Regions from separate parts of the Homo sapiens genome. Here regions 1 and 2 are each linked to region 3. Evidence: chromatin contacts called from ENCODE Hi-C or POLR2A ChIA-PET data. All regions are on one chromosome and are shown on one strand. Each heading gives the region's core, a stretch centred on a gene start or an enhancer-like site at or near the end of the contact. The rest is flanking DNA. Distances are from core to core; before and after follow the strand shown.

Region 1 (3,492 bases), core at 207-2,706, 89 kb before region 3:
AGGTGGAGCAGAGGCCGTTGAGTGAATGCGTGCAGCTGGGCTCAGAGGCCCCTCTTCTCCCCTCCTGTGAGGTGCTTGCCCTTGAAGGTGTGGCGAGTGAGGAGGCCGGTCAAGGGCATCCCGGCGGCCTCCAGGCCGTATTTGAGTGGGTCATTTCAGCCTGCTTCCTATCTCTTTTCTGTTACTACCTCTAATTGGCAGAGTTTCTTGCCAGGTCAATGTGGAGGCAGAGAGATGGCCGGAGGGCGGCCAGGGGAGTCAGGCCAGGTGTGGGCAGGATGGGATTCTGCCTCCTCCCAGGTGCCTCGCCTGGGGGATGCCCTGTCCCAGAAAGCCTACATTCGTGGGAGCCGGCGCACAGCCCTTCTGAGATCTAAAGCTTCCCTCTGAATGCTGCTTTGGAGGATTGTGAGAGGTAGTGACTCTTCAAAGTTTGTTTGTTTTCTTGAAGCTTTTACCTCTATGCAAATATGCGGTTTGGAGCAGGGAAGAAAGGTTAACTGTGATGGCGCCGGCTCTTAACGTGGAATGTCCTGAATTAATGTGGGTTTCAGTCCTCTGGCTCAGGATCCCCTGAGGGAGAGTTTTTCTTTCCTCTGCAAAACACAGGAGAAAAGTGATCCCTGTGGCTCCGACCTGCCTTCCTTGGGTCCTGCGGTGCAAAACCAGCTGGGACCGTGTCCCGCCCACCCGAAGGCAGTGTGGGGAACCTTTCCTCCAGGTCATTCCCATTCAGCTGATTGCTGCCGGCTCCCCAGGCCACAACTCTGTGCCTTCAGGCGTCTGCACGGGTTTCGAGATGCTGGCCAGGCCTGAACTTGGTGAGCCTCAAGCAGACCGTTCAAACCCATTCAAATGAGGAAGACCATCTGTTTCCCAGTCTCCAGCTGCTGCTGCTTCATTTGCAAATGGCTGGGATGCTGCTGAGGGGATCAGGCGGGGACACATCTGCAGACTCTGAAGGAGTGTTGGAACCGAGATCCTGCTGAGAGAAGAAAGGCCGAGCCCTTTAAATCAACTTGCCAAACAGTACCCCCAGAAGGTCCTGAGTTGAGAAAGCAGGAGGCAGCCTTGCCCTCCTGGAATAACTCTTAACCTTCCCTTTTCTTTTGTAGCCTTGGCCACTTTAAAAGTATTTCTTTATTCAGAAAGTGCGCAGTGTGGGAGGGCCTGCTCTATGGGCTTGGGGGAAAATGTCAAACGGGATCTGGACATCTATCTGACCTTTCAGGGCCATACAGGGCAAACGTATCCGCTGGAGTATGCACCATTTATTGAATGTTTACATCAATATCAGGGAGGTGAGCTTGTCCCAGCAGCAGCTTCTAGGAGCCACAGGTAACAGTAAGTGTGGCAAGGTGACTGTCCCTGAAAACCTGCTTCTGGAATGAGTCAGGCTTTAGGGTATGCTCTCTGGAATGCAGGCCAGCCGCCCCAACTCGCAGTAACGCAGGCCCTTAGCTCTGTGGACTGCGTGAGGCACAGCTGTGGGGACTCTTGCCCATGGTTTGGTGTTTGCAGGGTTATTCTCGGCATGCTGTGGGGCTAGGGTAAGTTATCCGGCTCCTGAGCCCTGCTGGGGTTCTCATCTCAAGGGAATTCTGTGGTGTGTTACTGTGCCCCACATGCAAATATCAGCTACTCTCAAATGTGTTGGATGGATGAATAGTAGAAGGTATTTTAAGAAGCCACAGGCCTCTTTGTAAATTAAACAGGCATCATACATGGGTGTTGATAATGATGAATCTCACAAAATCTTCAGATGTTTAGTCTCTGGGAACATTCCAGGAATCCTCATTTAGGTAACTTATATGTGATGAGACCTATTTGTTCACTTGAAAGAAAACCTGTTTTGAAGTCAGAGGAATGCGAATAGAGGCTCTCACATGGTTGGAAAAAGCAATCTGCAGGCCAGTTACGCCCCGTAAACAGGAACCCAGGACTGCCCTCCTGGCCAGGGCTGAGTTGCAGGATGGGGACCCCCCACTACCTCCAACCGCCCGCCAGGATGAGGAGTGCTTGCTCTCAGACGTGCCCCTCACTTTAAATATACAGAGGCCTTCCTAGGCAGCCTTTGATTGTGTCCTTGTGGTGACCTTGCCCTGCAGCAGGCAGCACTGGAGATGTTTTTCTCTTCTCTAAAGCATGACTCTGAGGCTCAGCGGTGTGAGGCTGTCCAAGCTGACACGTTCACTACTGGCAGAGGCGGGTCTCAAAGTCTCATCCTTGGACACTGGAGCTGAACTTCTTGTAGTGTGGGTCTTGGACCAGCAGCATCAGGCCTCACCTGTGGGAAATAAAGAATGTCAGCCCGCACCTGCAGGCCTACTGACCCAGAATCTTTTTTTGTTTTTTCCTTTTGAGACAGACTTTTGCTCTTGTTGTCCAGGCTGGAGTGCAATGGCACAATCTTGGCTCACTGCAACCTCTGCCTCCGAAGTTCAAGTGATTCTCTTGCCTCAGCCTCCCGAGTAGCTGGGATTATAGGCTCCTGCCACCAGACCTGGCTAATTTTTGCATTTTTAGTAGAGACAGGGTTTCACTGTGTTGGCCAGGCTGTTCTCTACCTCCTGGCCTCAAGTGACCCACCTGTCTTGGCCTCCCAAAGTGCTGGGATTACAGGCGTAAGCCACAGCGCCCAGCTGACCCAGCATCTTTGGAAGTGGGAGCAAGGAAGCTGTCTTAAACTGACCACGTGGTTTTACGCACAGTAAAGTCTGAGAAACATTGCATTGATCCCTACTCCAGTCCCTCTCCGTACACCTTTTGGGTGGAGTGGGCTGGGGACGCAGACTGTCTTTGGCTGTGCATGTCCTAGAGGCTGAACAGGACGAGATGGGAGCAGTGCAGTGTCTTAATGGGAATCGGGATTTTCACGGAGGAGCTGTTGGAACTGGGCTGAATAGGAGCCTGCCAGGCAGCAGAGCTGGGTGGGCTTGTAGGTAGAGGGAACAGTGCCCATGTGGACAGGTAAGCCAGAGTGTCAGAGAGAGGGATGTGGGGCTTGGAGCAACCAAGCCTCAATGCGCCATGATGTTCTTTGGGTTTTATTCTCTCTGACTTTGGAGTGGTCTGTGCCTTTTTAAAAGAGTAGAGATCATGTGCTTTTCAGAAGATTCCTCTGGGGGTCTGCGGTGGCTACAAGAGGCGCACCATGGGTGATGGGTTAGGCGCATTGCAGAGGTCTTGTGGAGGACTGGAGGAGACCTGTGGGATGCAGTTTTGCCTGTACTTTCTTTCAGAGCTAAGCTTTCTATCAGGGATAGGCCTAATAGGTGAAGGGGTGTGGGGACTGATCAGAGGAAGGGCCAGAGGAAAAGAGGGGCTTCAGGGCCGACTTGGAGCTTGGGCGGCAGTTCAGTGGTGTGACTCCCTTCATCGTGTAAGAGAAGAGGCTGGTGGAGGAGGAGGAGGTTGAAGGTCACTTGCTTGTTTTGGATACGACCTCTGTAGACATCCAGGTTATGTATTTCCTCCCCCCGGGCAGGTGGA
Region 2 (3,788 bases), core at 980-3,479, 110 kb before region 3:
ATAGGCTTTATTAGCAACACCATTCATGGGAGGCCATTGACGAAAGGGGTTCCAGCCACTTGAAGAGGGAAGAGAAAAGAAAAAACTGTAAAGAGATTATTTTCTCATTCAGAAGCCTCAGTGGTGTGAAGGTTTTCCTGGATGGTCTGAGGTCACTTGAAGACTAAATATGGGGACATAATTGATTTTTTAAAAATAATTCTAAACATACTTCCCCCCCCTCCTCAAAACTGAAGAGTTTCCTGTTGTGGTCTTGTGGGTTTCAGTCCCTTATATATGAGCCCTCTTTAGGGAATAAGGAGCTTTTGATAGATTGGTGTCTTTTCATTTCTATAAAAAATACATTCTGCAAACTGTGCCTGGACATGAAAGTAGGTGTTCTTATTTGTCATTTTCAGCGGAAAGCTTCCTTTCCATTCAACATGCATAAAGCTATTGATGAATGGGGGATAGGGACAGCGGCTTCCTGCACCATTAATTTATGTGAGAATGTGTTAACAGCATTTTCAATGGCTGATGGATGCGGTGTAGGATGGGAAAGGAACTGTCCTGAGACACTCGAGTTTCCCATTGGTGGGGAATATAAAGATGTAAGTGGCAACCTGCGAGCAGGCAGACACGTTCAGCTGCATCCCTTTTCTGAGAACTTGAAAACATACTGCTATCAGAACAACCCGTGTGGGAGTGAATGGCTAAGTGTCAACCTGGGCTGAGGTGTCCGTTAATGTATAGGCTCTGGGGCTAATCCAGGTTAGAGGACTTGACCAAAAACATACCCTCCCACCAAGCATATAGAGGGATAATTTTGCTTAAGAACCAGTTTTTATTTTGTTGCTATCAAATTTCCAAAATACAATGTTATAGCCTTTTGCCTGAGGCAGTTAAATGGATTTCTTACTTGTGTGGCTTTTAAATAACTTGCATAAACGTTTTCTGTGCTATATTTGTGAATAAAAATGATTTTCTAATCATGTAGCACCTTGAAAAATATTTTTGTAAATGTTATGAAGGGTGCAATGTTAGTGACACAGGTGCAAATATGTTTCTAAATCCAGGAAAAGTCTGTTTTCCAAGTCAGGTTTGTTCTCAATGCTTCATCTATCTTCAGGCCTCAAAAGGATTCTAAAGCATTTCTGGGTTTAGTGACCTTTTCTAAAGAAAAATAATTAAGGTTTTAATCTATATGGTCTTGAACTTAAGCACGGCTGCTCAGGAGCTGGATGAATAAGGAGGGAGAAAAAGCATATTTAAAATAAATTATTCCGAAGACACGGCTTAGTGAAAAGGTAAATGGACATAGGAACTTTAACCAGTTACAGCTTGGTGTGCAGTTGAAGAATCAGATTTTGCATTTATGATTTTTAATCTAAGATTCAGAGGGAGGAATTACTTTGTTCAAGGTCTATTTATGGTAGAGTTGTCTTTAGACTCCTTTGAATTTCTTTTTATTAATCCAAACATATATTATTAAACACTTTTTTTTTTTGATGCAATTTTGGCTTTTTCTGAGAGAGCCACATTCAAAGTCAGGCTGTCCTAGTAGCCAGCTGTGTGGTCCTAGGCAAATTACTTAACCTCTCTGATCCTGTTTCCTTATCAGAAACTGGGAATAGTACTCTGCAGGGTGGTTGGGCAGATGAAATAGAATCACCTATGTAGTGTGACCCTCCCATAGTAGGGCCTCCATTAATATTCAGTTTTTTCCTCTCATTTCTATTGTTTAGAAGGACAGAAACATGCAATGTCCTGCGAACATTTCCAAGTGGCTTCCTCTCCTCCAAAAGCTTCAGCTGCCTGGCAACCCTCCCCGCAGTATCAAGCAGGCGCATTTTAAAGTCTCTTTAGCGGGAGGGCAGGGTTAGAGCCTTCGGTCATTTGTTTTCTAACTTGACATAAAACAACGTAACGCAGTCGCTCAGCGAGCCGTTGGCCAGCCTCGCTCGCCCGGGGAGGAGGGAGGAGGTGGCGCGGGGCGCGGGACCAGGCCTTATTCGGAGGCTGTCGCTGCATCCCTACGGCCGCATCGCGGCCGAGCCCTCGCCTCCCGGGCCGGTGTCTCCGGCTGCTCGGAGGCGTCGGGAGCCGCGCGGGACTCGGGGCGGCCCGGGCGCGCGGCGCTGATTGGCAGAGAGGGCGCCGCCGTCCAGGAAACGGCTCGGGTTTCAGTGGGGGCGTGACCCGCCGCGAGGAGGCGGGGGCGGCGGCGGCGGCGCGGGCGGCGGCTGGAGGAGAGCGCGGTGGAGAGCCGAGCGGGCGGGCGGCGGGTGCGGAGCGGGCGAGGGAGCGCGCGCGGCCGCCACAAAGCTCGGGCGCCGCGGGGCTGCATGCGGCGTACCTGGCCCGGCGCGGCGACTGCTCTCCGGGCTGGCGGGGGCCGGCCGCGAGCCCCGGGGGCCCCGAGGCCGCAGCTTGCCTGCGCGCTCTGAGCCTTCGCAACTCGCGAGCAAAGTTTGGTGGAGGCAACGCCAAGCCTGAGTCCTTTCTTCCTCTCGTTCCCCAAATCCGAGGGCAGCCCGCGGGCGTCATGCCCGCGCTCCTCCGCAGCCTGGGGTACGCGTGAAGCCCGGGAGGCTTGGCGCCGGCGAAGACCCAAGGACCACTCTTCTGCGTTTGGAGTTGCTCCCCGCAACCCCGGGCTCGTCGCTTTCTCCATCCCGACCCACGCGGGGCGCGGGGACAACACAGGTCGCGGAGGAGCGTTGCCATTCAAGGTAATCGCCGCGCAAGACGCCTCGGGGAGCTTCGCCAGCCGGGGACGTGGGCGCCACGGGAGCCCGGGACGCCGGGTGCACCGTCCTCCGGGCGGGGGGCGCGGAAGGACTAGCATTGTGGAGGACGCTCCGTGTCCTCCCTCTGTGGCTGCATAGGTGATGGGGGAGGTGGGTGCGTGCTGACGGCCGGCGTTCTGGAAGTTCTGCCTCTGCTACCCCCATCCAGATGCTGACATCTGCTTCTGGCGTTGACGCCCCCCTCCCTGTCAAACCCTGGCGGGCGCATTCCCGCTGACTGGGCGCGTTTCTCCGACCCCAGAGCAGACGGGCGGAAGGTTCGCCTGCCCGTGGCACAGCCCCGCAGGCCGGTTCCCGGGGTCATCTCCGAGGTGCCCCATCCGTGTGTCCTGGGAACTTCCGTACCATCCAGGCCCTGCGGAGACCCCTTTTTCGGGAGGGGGCCGCTGGGGTGGGGCCGGTGACATCCCGTAGGGGTGGCGATGGCCAGGGGTGGCACTGCTGGGGAGGCGACGGCTCCGGTGCCTGGGCGCCCCTCGCCCGCAGCCGCCGTCGGCGCTGGAGGGAGCGCAGTGCGCCTGGGGCTAGGGGGCGAACTGGACCGACTTTTTCTAGTTCGCCTGCCTGCTCTGCCGCAGCGGCTGGGAGATGTCGAAAGCGCAGGCGAGTTCTAACTTGCGCGCTCATTTTTTTCGGCCACGGGGCCGCGCTGGGGAAAAAAGCCGAGGGCCCTGCGTGGCGCTGGCTCCGACCCTCGCGGACCACGGACCTGGCGCAGGAGGCCCGCTCGGGGACCACCAGCCTCCGTCGCTCTCCTCGCACCCCGCTCCCTTGCAGACCGTTCTCCAGACCCTCCTTCCTTTCTCCCAATTCAATAAAACCTACCCTTAAAGGCAAACCTGCTTTCAAACTCAGGGCACCCATTATGTGTTTGGTGTGAAACGCTATCAACATTTAAAACTCCATTGTCTCCCTGGTCCCAAATCCCTGTAAATCTTCCACCGGGCTCGACTCATTTTCATCTGAAAAGCCTGTTTAGTTTGAATAGAAAAGCAATCA
Region 3 (3,789 bases), core at 1,214-3,713:
GTGAGAAGCACGGGTGTTGAGTCCTGGTCCTAGAGGCAGTGGTGGTACCCCTGCCCACCCTAGCCCTGAGGACCCAGAGCTCCTTCCTGTTTTGGAGCTGGCAGAGAGAAAACTAAGAGACGAACTTTGCTAAGCAGGGCAAATGCATCCATTTAATCGTGGAAGAACGGAAGTACCCATATTAAAGTGTTGTGATAATAGTAACTATCGTTATTATTAATTACTGACCCCTCCGGGAGAAGCTAACCATCTTCCAGGCACCGTGGCAGAGCATTTGACATAAAGCATCTTACGTAGCCCTCAGAACAACCCGGAAATAGGTGGGATTTGGATCCCCATTGTATGGGGGAGGACGATGAGGAAGCAGCATGAATGGTTTGAGACCAGATGTGTCAGGAGGACTCAGATGTCCTCACTTCTGAGAAGCGGACTTGTAGGTCTGAAGAGTGGAGTGGCAGGTCCCAGACCTAGGTCTCCTGGTCCCCCACTCAGCTGTCTCCTGCTCTCATGAGGCCCCTAACTCTCTCTAAACTGAGGCAAGACCAATGAGATTCCACGTGGGGGGCGGGTGAGGGGTTGTTTAGTGCCCCAGTGTGGCCTCATTGTCTCTACATTGAATAACAGCCCAAGGTAAAAGGGATATTGTATGGGCCTTTAAGACATGGCATGGTTCCAAAGCCACTTACTGGAGGCCACCTGCAGTTAAGGACCCAGAATAGGTTTGAAAATGGAGGTAGATGAAGATGTTAAGCATGGTCCCCTTGCGAGGGCTCTGCTTCCAAAAATGGAGGGCTTATTCTTGAAAGTGGAGAATGAAGAACCAGGCAAAGGGTCCGGCCCTGGCTTTCCCACACCCATCCCCTCACAATGGGGAGCCATGGGCTTGTGAGAGACCTGCTTGCCTGAAGGAAGGGGCAAAAGAGAACTGTTGATTACATCGTTACTGATGTACTGGGTTCATCTGTGCTCAGCGCTGGGCCGATTGAGATGAACACACAGTGCCTGGCCTCCAGCAGCTTTCAGTTGTGTGTGTACATGTGTGTGTGTGCGTGAGTGTGTGAGTGTTGGGGTAGGGGTTGGGGATTGGAGACAGAGAAGTGAAAAAACACCATGGTGTATATAGCAATGCAATTAGGTAATAGGGTATTTGAGCCTTACACAATTTATAAAATCCTTACTATTTTTAGCTCAAATCACACTAATTTTACTTTTTTAACCAAATCCCAAACCCAGTTAACCCTCAAAGTGTTAAACCTGAGCAGTTTGTTTTTCGTTTTTGTTTTTGAGACAGGGTCTCACTCTGTCACCTGGCTGGAGTGCAGTGGCGTGATCTTGGCTCACTGCAGCCTTGGCCTCCTGGGTTCAAGTGATTCTCCCACCTCAGCCTCCTGAGTTGCTGGGACTACAGGCATGTACCACCACACCTGGCTATTTTTTGGTAGAGACGGGGTTTTACCATACCATGTTGGCCAGGCTGGTCTTGAACTCCTGACCTCAAGTGATCTGCCCACCTCAGCCTCCCAAAGTGCTGGGATTACAGGCATGAGCCACTGCGCCTGGCCCTGAGCAGTTTTTTTTTTTTTTTGGTTGAGACAGAGTCTAGCTCTTTTGCCGAGGCTGGAGTTCAGTGGCGCTATCTCGGCTCACTGCAGCCTCTGCCTCCCAGGTTCTAGCGATTCTCCTGCCTCAGCCTCCCAAGTAGCTGGGACTACAGGCGCTTGCCACCACGCCCGGCTAATTTTTTGTGTTTTTAGTAGAGATGGGGTTTCGCTGTGTTAGCCAGGGTGGTCTCCATCTCCTGACCTCGGGATCCGCCTGCCTTGGCCTCCCAAAGTGCTGGGATAACAGGTGTGAGCCACCACGCTCAGCCTGAGCAGTTTTTTTAGTGAAGCCCCAGCTTCCCCACCTGTAAAATGGGTATAACACTATCCATGTCATAGGTTGCCGCAGGAATTCGATGTCATCAGCCATACTGGGCACAGGGCATACTGTCTACATCATAGGGATGTTGGTCTTCCTTCCCTTAGTGACCCACTGACCTTCACCTATGGAACACCAAACTGTCCCAGGGCCCTAATTGTATAAAATGGTCAGCTCCCTGTGCTGGAGAACGGCTGACATTCCTGTGGATGACGGGGATTTGGCTTGCCTTTGATTACTTTCTTTTTCTCGGGTGTGGGTTCCAAGTCTCCTCTTATTCAACCCAGAGGCTGGGGTTTGATGTTTCCTAGCCCCTGGGATGAGGGATGGCCACGCTAGACTCTGGCTTTCGCTGAGAAGATGGTGGAGGGAGCCGTCAGCAGTGTCTCTGTGCAAGCTGAGCCCTAATGCATAGTTGGAGCCCAGTGCGTGGGAAGCACATTCTTCTGACCACACAGCTTGCCAGACACACAGAGCGCGTGTCGGCAGGAGCACACCACCGGGAGAGTTTGGCCCGGGGCTTGGAAGTTCAATTTGAACAGGCCTCCAAAACTGGGAACAGGGCTGCAGCCCCAGACGAATCTCCAGGCAGCTTCTGTGAGCTCTCATGTTTCCTGCTTCCAACCTGGCCAGGGATTGCAAGCTTGCGTGGCTTTCTTGCTTTCCCGCTTCTGGGCTTAGGCTACCCGGGAGGCCCAGAAGTGTGTGAACACAAGGAATAGCTAGGGGTCGGGGTGGAATCAAATAATTCCTTATTTATATTTCAGGGATCACGTAGCTTGCCCCTTTTTTAATTGTCCATTTCGTGGAGTGCCTAAGATCGCCCCCATTTCAGCCTTGTTGAATGGACTGATAAGACTTTCTGCTTCGTATGATAGTTAACCTTTGCCAATAACCAGTGTAAAAGGCTTCGGTGGTGATATTTGCTTCTTTGTGTCTTATCTCTTCCCAAAATAGAAGGTGATGATTGGAGACCCTAATTACCTTGTATCTTGTGGAAATCTTGCTATATGAAAGTGTAACAAAAATGCAGCAGCTCACAGTAGCGTATCATTTGTAGAAAGGAAAAATCATAGGCCGGGCGTGGTGGCTCACGCCTATAATCCCAGTACTTTGGGAGGCCGAGGCGGGTGGATCACTTGAGGTCAGGAGTTTGAGACCAGCCTGACCAACATGGTGAAACCCTATCTCTACCAAAAATACAAAATTAGCCTGATGTGGTGGTGGGCACCTGCAATCCCAGCTACTTGGGAGGCTGAGGGCAGGAGAATCACTTGAACCTGGGAGGCAGAGGTTGCATTGAGCCAAGATCGTGCCACTGCACTCTAGCCTGGGAAACAAGAGTGAAACTCCGTCTCAAAAAAAAAAAAAAAAAAAAAAAAAAGAAGGAAAAGTCGTAATAGCTAGATCTTTCTGAGACCCAAGAGTTAGTGTCAAGACAATAAATTAGCTGTTCTGCAGCAAGTATTTAATATTTCAGTGTTTAGAATCAGTGTATGTGGCACATTCAGGCTGAGGCCAGGTGTTAGGAGAAACTGGACTGAGAACGTGGATAGACGGGCATTGGCCATGGTAGAGACCAAGAAAGGACATGACTAGTCATTTCAGGAACCTTAGTCATGGGACATGGAGGAGGTACAACAGGGCTAAGTTTGGAAGCGTAGAGACCCGCTAGACGGGCAGTGTGGAAGTCTCAGGGGGAGGGGCAGACAGTGAAGATGGCCTGGACTAAGGCATTAGCAGTGGGAAAGGCATGGTGTGGACACATGGGAAGGCATTTTGGAGTTGAAATCAACAGGACTTGGGAGGAATGTGTAAAGAATACCGGTGTATAGCTCTCCGATTAAGAGAGACAAAGCATTGGAGGAG

What was found. A loop is a pair of places that touch in the nucleus more often than their neighbours do. ChIA-PET counts read pairs that join two places held with the same protein, here RNA polymerase II (POLR2A). Pooled maps may share reads with other maps.
Region 1: a loop to region 3 is called in a pooled map, with 1.8 times the contacts of the local background. The contact joins two enhancer-like sites. A Hi-C loop is called at or near these places in 1 of 50 pooled maps. POLR2A ChIA-PET finds 5 or more read pairs at or near these places in 3 of 52 experiments (HEK293, T-cell and activated T-cell).
Region 2: a map of ovary shows a loop between it and region 3 (2.3-fold over the local background). The contact joins the promoter of FGFR2 here to the enhancer-like site in region 3. A Hi-C loop is called at or near these places in 2 of 168 maps with a recorded cell type or tissue (ovary and sigmoid colon) and 4 of 50 pooled maps. POLR2A ChIA-PET finds 5 or more read pairs at or near these places in 3 of 52 experiments (Caco-2, T-cell and activated naive CD4-positive, alpha-beta T cell).

What each region holds. Positions count from the first base shown.
Region 1 is chr10:121,577,780-121,581,271 of GRCh38, reverse strand. All of the region lies in intron 2 of FGFR2 (fibroblast growth factor receptor 2), which reads left to right. Among named protein-coding and RNA genes, the nearest start is that of FGFR2, 19 kb to the left of the region's middle. RefSeq lists enhancers at 1-257, 258-1,037 and silencers at 763-1,057, 1,363-1,657. Within about 2 kb of position 1,456, at least 4 of the 41 ENCODE cell types and tissues checked have a DNase peak (open chromatin) inside an H3K27ac peak, as active enhancers do.
Region 2 is chr10:121,596,885-121,600,672 of GRCh38, reverse strand. It overlaps FGFR2 (fibroblast growth factor receptor 2), which reads left to right and starts at 2,229. Exons shown (of 18, transcript NM_000141.5): 1 at 2,229-2,711. RefSeq lists enhancers at 3,023-3,758, 3,759-3,788.
Region 3 is chr10:121,489,670-121,493,458 of GRCh38, reverse strand. The region is part of intron 13 of FGFR2 (fibroblast growth factor receptor 2); the gene reads left to right. Among named protein-coding and RNA genes, the nearest start is that of FGFR2, 110 kb to the left of the region's middle. Within about 2 kb of position 2,463, at least 3 of the 41 ENCODE cell types and tissues checked have a DNase peak (open chromatin) inside an H3K27ac peak, as active enhancers do.